Regions from separate parts of the Mus musculus genome. Here region 1 is linked to region 2. The links are chromatin contacts, found by Hi-C in ENCODE. All regions are on one chromosome and are shown on one strand. The core of a region is the stretch at or near the end of the contact, and the rest is flanking DNA. Distances in the headings are between cores, read along the strand shown. Region 1 has its middle 9.0 kb from the start of Cyp2d10. Region 2 holds the start of Cyp2d22 (cytochrome P450, family 2, subfamily d, polypeptide 22).

Evidence for each region. A loop is a pair of places that touch in the nucleus more often than their neighbours do.
Region 1: a map of left cerebral cortex shows a loop between it and region 2 (5-fold over the local background). The contact joins the enhancer-like site here to the promoter of Cyp2d22 in region 2. A Hi-C loop is called at or near these places in 10 of 37 maps with a recorded cell type or tissue (gastrocnemius, heart and left cerebral cortex).

What each region holds. Positions count from the first base shown.
Region 1 is chr15:82,413,459-82,418,948 of GRCm38, forward strand. No RefSeq gene overlaps it. Among named protein-coding and RNA genes, the nearest start is that of Cyp2d10, 9.0 kb to the left of the region's middle. Within about 2 kb of position 3,580, at least 2 of the 3 ENCODE cell types and tissues checked have a DNase peak (open chromatin) inside an H3K27ac peak, as active enhancers do; they include gastrocnemius and left cerebral cortex, where a contact is called at or near this core.
Region 2 is chr15:82,378,697-82,383,825 of GRCm38, forward strand. It overlaps Cyp2d22 (cytochrome P450, family 2, subfamily d, polypeptide 22), which reads right to left and starts at 1,564. Exons shown (of 10, transcript NM_019823.4): 1 at 1,382-1,564.

The DNA.
Region 1 (5,490 bases), core at 2,330-4,829, 37 kb after region 2:
TGTGAGACAGGGGAGGGAGGGAAGTCAGTGGGAGAGCAAAGGGGAAGAGGAAAAGTAGAACAGGGTCAGGTATGGCAGGGAAGAGAAGACCGGAGGGTCAGGAGAATAAATAGATATATGCAGCCTTGTGTGGTGGGAGGTGCAGGGAGCCTCTAGAAAGCACCAACACCTGGGAGGTAAGAGACTCTCCGTACTCAAAGGAGGTGATGTTAGCCAAAATGCCCAACAGTGGAGAGAGGAAACTCAGAAATGTCTACTTCTAGTAGATAGACAGGGACTCATGTGGAGGGATGGGGTTACAAACAGAGTCAAAATTTCTGAAGGCAGTCCAGTGATTGGCCCAATTTGTGATCTAGCTCATTGGGGGTGCACCAACACCTGACTCTATTACTGATGCTATGATGTGCTTACAAACAGGAGCCTAGCATGGCTTTCCTCTATGAGACCCTACCAGCAGATGACTGAGATAGACATAGATACTTACTCTCACACATTGCACGGAAGTTGGAGATCCTATGGTTAAATTAGAAGGATTGATAATGCTGAAGGGGATTGCATCCTGGTAACCCTGGGAGCTCCTAGCGAGTAAGCCAACCAAAGAGAGTACATCAATTGGTCCTTGACCCTAGTACTTAAGTGACGGAGGACTGCCTTGTCTGAGCTCAGAGGGAATGGATGTACCAAGGTCTGCAGTGACCTGAGACCCCAAGGAAGGGTGATGACTGGTGGTGGAAAGAGAGGGAACATCAACTCAGAGGCAAGGGGGAAGAGGAATGGGATGAGAAACCGTGGGAGGAGGGGACTAGGAGGTGGGGCAATGGCTGGGATGTAAACAACAAAAAAATTAATAAGAGAAAGATAAGAAAAAAAAGAACAAATGCTCTGAGCCTTTGTACTGGCTAGTTTTGTGTCAACTTGACACAGCTGGAGTTATCACAGAGAAAGGAGTTTCAGTTGGGGAAATGCCTCCAGCTGTAAGGCATTTTCTTAATTAGTGATCAAGGGGGGATGTCCCCTTGTGGGTGGTGCCATCTCTGGGTTGGTAGTCTTAGTTCTATAAGAGAGCAGGCTGAGCAAGCCAGGGGAAGCAAGCCAGTAAAGAACATCCCTCCATGGCTCTGCATCAGCTCCTGCTTCCTGACCTGCTTGAGTTCCAGTCCTGACTTCCTTGGTGATGAACAGCAATGTGGAAGTGTAAGCCGAATAAACCCTTTCCTCCCCAACTTGCTTCTTGGTCATGATGTTTGTGCAGGAATAGAAACCCTGACTAAGACAGCCTTCAACAAGTGCTTTCTATAGAATTTGTATACTAATTATAACTTGTTATAATTAGTACACAAAATATAATTATAATTAGTATACAAATTATAATTATATTTATATTGTTAGTAGTACATATTATATATTGGTATATTATATAGTCTATAGTATAGTATGTATAGTATACATTAGTATATAATTATACTAATTATATAACTAATATACAAACTATAATTATGACATCATACTAATTATATCATTTAAATATGCTAGATAGCTCAGGTCACCCAAGGACTTCACGTTTGATATAATTTATCTTTGATGAGAAAAAATATTATAGAAGTCAAAGACTTTGCTGTGATCTCAGGAGCCTACTGTCTCCCCAATACACTGTACCTTTTGCCCCTTTATCTGTTCCAGTCACACTGGCTTCCTTGGTGTTTCTGAATGGCCCATGTGGAGGCCTTGGCATGGTTGTTACCTCTGCTTGGAGAGCCTTAGATGTGAACACCTGTGTGGCTAGCTGCTTCCCTTCCTTCAAGTCTTTGTCCACACTTCTCCTTCCCCAATAGTCCCATTCACCACATTATGGCTGTGGTACTTGTTATCTTTTAACATACTGCATAATATACTTCCTGATTAATTGTCAAAAAAAAAAATAAAAGGGAGGAAAAGAAGCAAACCATGGGATGAAGAAATAATGGTTATCCAGAGGTCTGAGAAGACAGTGTCAGAAATAAAATTGTATATCAGATATCTGTAGCAAGCATGAGCCAAAGGCTTGCACAGACTTCTGTGCAAAGTGAATTGACAAGCAGCCAACAAGCACACAAACAATGCCACTGTCACTTATCATTAAGACAATGAGGCCACGACCACACTTTGTGGTTCAATCAAAACAGCCCTGGAAAAAAAAAAAAAAAAGAAGCCGGGCGTGGTGGCGCATGCCTTTAATCCCAGCACTTGGGAGGCAGAGGCAGGTGGATTTCTGAGTTCGAGGCCAGCCTGGTCTACAAAGTGAGTGCCAGGACAGCCAGGGCTACACAGAGAAACCCTGTCTCGAAAAACCAAAAAAAAAAAAAAAAAAAAAAAACAGCCCTGGAAACACAGACTTCCAGGGAGCATAGCTTGCAAAGCCTTGTGCATTCTTCAGAGAGTGTCACCCAGAACTGAGGACAACTGTGGAGGAATTACTCAATAAAACTACTAAGGGTGTTATTAACCAGGAGTTCCCCTTTGAGAATATATAGAGAAGGCAAAGGAGGCTCCTCCCCGAAGGGTCATTGGCCATCTATGGCCACAGTTCCATGGTTCACAAATATCCAAAGACATACAGACAAACAAAAAAAGATACAGGAGTGGTCCCCCTTTTTCATGGTACCAAGCTTCAAGACCCTTCTAAGATGGCTGATAGAACTGAAGAACAAAAACATGCTGTGGCCTTTCCTATGGGGATGAATGGAGTGGACATGTGCCTTAGTTAGGGTTTTACTGCTGTGAACAGACACCATTACCAACATTTCCAATGCTACCCCAAAAGTCTCCCCCATGCTCCCCCACCCCTCTCCCACCCACCCACTTCCACTTCTTGGCCCTGGCATTCCCCTGTACTGAGGCAGATAAAGTTTGCATGACCAATGGGCCTCTTTTTTCACTGATGGCCGAGTAGGCCATCTTCTGATACATATGCAGCTAGAGACACGAACTCTGTGGGGTACTGGGTAGTTCATATTGTTGTTCCACCTATAGGGTTGCAGCCAAGGCAACTCTTATAAAGAACCACATTCAATTGGGGTTGGCTTATAGGTTCAGAGGTTTAGTCCATTTTCTTCAAGTTGGAAGCATGGCTGTGTCTGGGCAGGTATGGTGCAGGCAGAGCTGAGAGTGGTACATCTTCATCTGAAGACTGTTAGCAGAATACTGGCTTTCAGTTAGCTGTGATGAGGGTCTTAATTCCCATAATCACAGCGACACACCTCCTCCAACTGGGCCACACCTTCTAATAGTGCCACTCCCTGGGCCAATCATATACAAACCATCACATTCCACTCCCTGTCCTCCATAGGCTTGTTCAAATATATGAGTCTATGGGGACCATACTTAAACATGGCATAGACTTTCCCCTCCCCAATCCCTCATTTGCTGGCTCCGGCTGTGGCTGCTGCTCATTCAGCCAGTTTGCCATCTCAAAAGTGGGGCTGGCCCTGACTGCTGCCAAGGACTCTGTCTACTGCCCTCCCTCCTCTTGCATTTGCTTGTGGTTCCCCGGGGGGGGGGGGGGGAATGGGTCTAGCTCCACCCTTTGTGCCCTGCCAGGGATTCTGTTCGTGAGACTTGCTTTCCTAGCTGCTGCCCCCACCAAAGCTGCCACTGGACTCTGCCTGTTTGTCCACTGTTGTAGTTGCTTTTAGATGTCCCACTGCAGCCACAAGAAAAACAGCTTTTGCCTTGTCCGAGAGGCCACTCTTCGGTGCCCAAGAGGGAGGTCCGTTCTCCCCACCACCCAGTCCCTCTCTGCCTGGGACTTATAAAGTGAGTGCTAGCAGTACTGCATGCCGGGAGAATAGTGTGCTCCTTGCTGAGTTTTGGAATACCCTATTTCAGGCACTTCCTTTTCCCTGCCCACTGTGGACTCCAACAGTCAGAAGCATTGGGCTGTGGCTTCCAGCTGTTAGTAGGATGTCCCATGCAGTGCCCGGTCAAATTAAATACACAGTTTCCCCGCTGCTGCAGCTGAGGCCTCAGCCACTGCCAAGCAGCAGAGCGGAACCACAGACTGCCTGACCTGCAGCATCTCTGCCTCAGGCCACCTCCACGGGGCCTGCAATGTGGTGCAGCTGCCTCAGCCGCCACCGAGGAGACAGCAGAATGGTGCCACAGTAATCCACGGGCCACAGCATAGCACTGCCTCACCCATAGTGAGTTCACCAGGACCTGGCAGGAAGGATCAGGAAGGGCTGCTCGCCCTACCAACTGAGGACACACTGCAGAACCACTGCCACCCACTGGCCACTGTGGGACTCATAGACTTCTGCCACAGGAGCTGCTGCCACTAGTTGCGGTCCACAGTGTGGGGCTAGCTTCTGCCATCTGAGTTACACAGTCAGATGGGCCCACACCAACCATACAGTTCCTTCTTTCCTGCTACTAGTCTGCAAAAACCCTAGAATTTCTAGTCCCTGATTTTAGTGGGATTGCTTCCAGCTTCTCACCATTTACTTTGATGTTGGTTACTGGTTTGCTGTAGATTGCTTTTTATCATGTTTGCCCTTCTTAGAATTGGGAACAAAACACCCATGGAAGGAGTTACAGAGACAAAGTTTGGAGCTGAGATGAAAGGATGGACCATCTACAGACTGCCATACCCGGGGATCCATCCCATAATCAGCCTCCAAACGCTGACACCATTGCATAAACTAGCAAGATTTTACTGAAAGGACCCCGATAGAGCTGTCTCTTGTGAGGCTATTCTTGGGCCTAGCAAACACAGAAGTGGATGCTCACAGTCAGCTATTGGATGGATCACAGGGCCCCCAATGGAGAAGCTAGAGAAAGTACCCAAGGAGCTAAAGGGATCTGCAACCCTATAGGTGGAACAACAATATGAACTAACCAGAACCCCCTGGAGCTCGTGTCTCTAGCTGCATATGTCGGCCATCAGTGGAAAGAGAGGCCCACTGGTCTTGCAAACTTTATATGCCTAAGTACAGGGGATCACCAGGGCCAAGAAGTGGGAGTGGGGGGGGGGAGAAGAATGGGAGGAGGGTATGGGGGACTTTTGGGATAGCATTGGAAACGTAAATGAAGAAAATACCTAATAAAAAAAAGGAGAAAAAAAAAACCCTAGAATTTCAATGCCCCAGTCCTTAGGACCTGCCTCCTAGCTGACATACACGGTAAGATTTAGACCCTTGGATGACTTCCCTTCTTGAAAATGGTTCATAACCCCTCAGGGTCTTATAGCCATTCAACAATTCCTAGATCTAGGTTGGACTTCTTTCTGGTGAGTCTGGGACTTGGCAGAGTCCCTGGATGTTAATGTGATGACCTGAACTAGCCTGGCTGTATACTTGTAACCTGAACTCTTTTCTGGACCCAGGCAGAGTCCATTTTCTACAGGAGTAGACAGCCTGCTGATCTTGATTTGCAACATAATCCAGCTGAAACTAAGGATGGGGTCTGTAGGCTTTCCTTATATAAACGCAGAGCTAAAAATTAAACTTTGAGCCT
Region 2 (5,129 bases), core at 314-2,813:
CACTTGGAAAACATTCCATTCACTTTCTCTTGAAACATTGTGTTCCATTAAGAATTACTCCAAAACCTTTAGTTCAGCTGCTCTGCTGTTCTCCTTGGGAGCCCCAAGGCAACTCTTTCTAGCTCCTTCAGACAGTCCCTGCAGGAAAAACCTCCGACCCTTCACACCCTCAGAGCTGGGGGGTGGGTGGGCAGTAACACTTTCAAAACTTCAGGGCTAAATACACACGGTAGTTTACTTGTAAGCAGCAGGATTGCATCAAGTTCAAGGCCAGCCTGAGCTACGGTATGGAATCTGGTTTAAACCCACGAAACCAACAGCTGGGAAGGAAAGCAAATCTCTAGAATAGTCTGTTAGTTAACATAGGCAAGAACTGTAGGACACTTGGTGCGAGGAATGCTTGGCTGTTTACAGAGAGAATACTCCAGTGTCTGCTGCTGCCCTGACACCCACAAGAACTGGGTGGGCTGCTGGGTAGGGACAGCCATGATAGAGTACAAGGTATTAACTGTACATTCTAGTTGGTGATAGAAAAAAAAAGGGAATTTCTACACTGAACATACAAGGAATTTCACTCCCTTTTTTTCTATCCTTCCTTCCTTCCTTCCTTCCTTCCTTCCTTCCTTCCTTCCTTCCTGTTTTGAGACAGAGTCTCACTATGTAGCTTTGGCTGTTTTGGAACTCACTATGTAGACATGTAGACCAGACTGTCATAGAAACTCACAGAGATCCTCCTGCTCCTGCTTCCCATGTGCTGGGATTTTGTGCCCAGCTCAGTGTAGATTTTTTTTCCTAATTAAATGGGGGTGGATCCTCTAAGCCAATCACTGACAACAACATCCCAGTTCCAGGGGGTGCAGCAGAGTTTGTGAGGTCCAGGGTCCACTCACCGTCCCCACCCTCTTTTCCCCACCTTCGCTGAGCCCCAAAGGGCAAAAAGAGAGGTCTTCGGAGAGAGGTCTGGTTTGCTTAGGTACCGCCTGTCCCTGATAAGGCTAGAATGCACGCCAAAGGGCAGGTTATGCAAAGGTCCAGGGTCAGGCTCCACTCTGCTTACTATAGGACAGAGATTCTCAGCCCTGCGGCCTGGCTACAGGCGGGTTCCCAGGCTCTGTGTCTTAGGGGATGAGCCCTTCAAAACCTGCCCTCTATCAGACTCTAGGAGGTTCTAGCATCTTAGCCTCAGCTTGGGACAATGGAAAACAGTTTACTCGGAGGCCCTTGGAGGTTCCCCTCTGCCCACTCCAGCCCCGCCCAGGGGGAGGGACTGCTACGCTCCAGTGCCAAGGTAGCCCCAGCGCAGGGGTTGGGGTGGGGGCCCGCCTCGCACCCCTTGTACAGCGAATGGGCAGACCCGCAACCCTGCAACCCTTGCCTTTACCGGTGCGTTCTGAAACTCAGCCGAGGAGAGGCAAGAGGTGTCTGGAGCCTCGCAGGAACAGGAGGAGTAGGAGCTCGAGGAAAAAGGGCAACTCAGGAGGATTCACTCTGAGGTGGAGGGGGAGTTGTGAGGAGCAGCAACTCTGAAGAGGAGGGCACGTTCTGACGGGGAGGAGGAAGAGGAGGAGGCGGGAGAGGAATGGGGTTGGGGGGGGGGGGAGAAGAGGAGGCGGGGGAGGAGGGGAAGGAGGCGGAGCAACTCTGAGGAGGATGATACATTCTGGGGAGGAGGCTTCCACTCTGAGCATGAGGGGGACACTCTGAGGAGGCGGATCCACTCCCGGGAGGTGAGACCGATTTGAGGAGGAGGAGGAGGAGGAGGAGGAGGAGGAGGAGGAGGAGGAGGAGGAGGAGGAGGAGGAGGAGGAGGAGGGGGGGCCTTCCTGGGAGGAGGCACTGCAACGAGGAGGCGGGGCTCTGAGTAGGAGGCTTCAGCCCTGACAGGTCCAAGGTCAAAACCTTGCTATCTCCCCCAGCACCCAGAGAGCCCCCTGGGACTTAGCTTGTGCTCCCAGAGGGATTAGGGACCACAGTGAGCGACAGATGGTTCTTGTGGACACTGAAGACAGAGGGAACTGCAGTGAGAATGTAAAAAGCAGTCATTCATTCACCCTTTACACACACGGGGATCATGCTGAGATTAAGAGTTAATTTTTCATCAGTGACCACAGAGACCGGAAGACCACACACAGGATAACACACGCACATCCTGAAGAACATCATCCACATGTTCTTTGTTAAGAATAAAGAAATGTCCTTCGGGAATTAAGTAGTAAGCAGGTCATTTCCAGATAAATGTAGAAGGTCATTGGTGTCAGTGGACTTAGCATACAGGGCGCAGTAGAGGGAGTTCTCCATGCTGAAACGAAGTGATGCTAGCCAGTTAACTCACAGCCATAGAAGAAATGAGCACAGGGCGCAGTAACAACGCGGTAAAAGTGCTAGCGTGCTTCGGGTTGTAAGGCCTTTCTTTTTGTCTGTATGCCTGAAAACCGATGCATAGAACACCAGTTACAAGTCTGTCTTCATGAGTACAAAACATATAAACATGCTATCTGTGGCAAAGATAGTATAGCGGGGAAGGGTGAGAGACTAGACGAGATGTCCTGTGTCTGTATACTACAGAAGGTAACTTGTTATTCAAATAAGGTTTTTGTAAGTTTAAGGTGTTGTTTTATGCCTGGCAGCTCACTGGTCAGCTATCCTGGGATATGTAATGTGGCAGTAACAGCAAGGGAGACCCTGCCTTAACAAGGAGGGAGATGAGAACGGAATCCCAGATGTTGTCCTTTGACCTCTCTAGATGGCATCTCCCCCAACTCCATGTACACACCCTAACAATAAGTTTTAAAAGATGCTGATTTAATCCCCAAAGTAAATAATGGGAATCAAATAAAATAAAAAAAAATAAAACAAATAAAAAAAAATAATAAAACAGAGATGAAAGGAGGGTCAAAGAGGAACACTAAGATACCACTTACACAAGAAGGGCAAGGGGAGGGGAGGGGAAGAGGAAAGGAATGCAGAAATAAAAAGGAAACAGAAGAGGCGATGTATAGCTGTGACATGAACACTTGGATCAACAGTGACTTGGGGGGGGGGAAGGATTGGTTTCAGCTTACACTTCTAGGTCACAGTCCATCATAGGACAGTCATGGCAGAAGCTGAAGCAGGCACCACAGGGGATTGTAGCGTATTTTTGTAAATGTTGCTTTTTGCTTCCTATTTTTTCCTTTATATTCTTACCAATACTTTGTGAGTTCTTTTATCTGTCTCCTCACAATATGTTCTCTGGCTCTCAGCTCAGCTTCTCCTGGCTCAACTGTCACCAACTGTCTTCTCAGTCTGCTAGCCCAATTCACTTTCAACTGTCTCCTATTTTCACTCTTCAAAAATCTCTTCCCCTCTCTAGCCCTGTTCAGTTTTCTTTCCTCCTGCATCAACTGTCTTCTCTGACTCTACTCTTCTGTTTCCTGGACCTTACTTCTTCCTACTCCCCAATCCTAATACTCTCTCTCCCTCCTACAACTACTCTCTCTAGCTCCTTTCTCTCTGCTCTATTGTACTTGAAATCAAGCCTCCCATTCTGCCTAGCCACAATGGTAGCCACATGTCTTCCATTGTTTCTTTTTCTTTCAAACAGTCTGCCACATTAGGTGCCAAATGTAGCTTTTTGTAAGTGCTTCTTTTTGTTCTTTAATTCTTTTTCTTTTATTTTTAACAGCTACTTTGTATGCTAGAAGATCATTCTAAAATACCATCTTCCCTTTGCATAATGAGCCTACTAGGAGGATGAGTAGAAGCCAAATAACTAAAATATAGTCCAGTTTGGGATCTATGCAATCCAAATATGCATATTGGAGTCTCTTTTCTATTAAAGTTAACCCTTTCTCTTGTTTTGTTAGTGTTCATGGACTGTCTAAGTCTGAATTTCCTTGTAATGTTTGAGACAAATTACTTATGAGTAGTTAATCCAATGGTGGACTGTATCCAATTAACGTCTCCCATTGATTTTTGAAAATCATTGAGCTTGCAGCTGATCTCTTCTTATCTGTACCTTTTGTGGCTGACTTTTTGTTGACTTATTTCGTAACCTAGATAATGGATAGAATCTCCTCTCTGTATTTTTACAGAAGCAATCTGCAGATTCCAACAAGATAAAATTCTTTTTGCTTCACCAAACATTTCCTCTAAGGTATCTGTGTCCAAGTCAGCCAATAAAACATCATCCATGTAGTGGTAAAGAACAGATTGAGGAAATTGACTATGAATCATTTCTAGCTGTTGTTGCACAAAATATTGACACAAAGTTGGACTATTTAACAGTCCTTGTGGAAGAACTTTCCACTGATACCTTTTTGTAGGTTGTGCAGATAGGCACTGTGAAGAAAAAAATTTCCATCATCCTGCTCTTGCAAGGAGATAGTAAAAAAGCAGTCTTAAATCAATTATTATCATAGGCCATGCCTCAGGTGGTAAAGAAGGGAAAGGAATTCCAGGCTGTAATGGACCCATTGGTTGGATTACTATATTCTTCACTTTCAAATCTGTTGGCACCCTCCATTTCCCCGATTTCTTTTTTTTATAACAAATATGGGGGAAGTCCCATGGGCTGGTAGACTCTTCTACATGTTGAGCCCCAAGCTGTTCTTGTACCAACTGCTCAAGTACCTCTAATTTTTTTTTCTTTAGTTAAGGGCCACTGTTCTACACACACAAGCTTGTCAGTCAACCATTTTATAGGTAGGTTGTTGGTATAATTTGTGCAGTCCCCCTCACCCCCTATAAATTTGGAAACTCAAGCCCTGTTGCATCCTGATTTTGAACAAGCAGCGACACAGTCTGGGATTGTTCTGGATCACATTTTCAAATACTTTCCACTGAAGCATCTTCCATCTCATCCCTTATTTTAGGGATTGTCTCTGGTATTGAGGGCATATTAATTTCAGTTTCCCACTGCTGTAATAGATCTTGTCCCCATAATTTAGGGGCATGTCAGCCACTTAAGGCCTTAACTTTCTTACTGGCCTTCTAGCTCCACACATTTTAAAAATGGGTTTAGAGCTTTACTGTAGAAATAAAGGGAGAAAGGAGAGAAGGTAGAAAGAGAGAGGCCGGCCATGGCCACGTGGAGGGAGGGAGGGAGGGAGAGAGAGAGAGAGAGAGAGAGAGAGAGAGAGAGAGAGAGA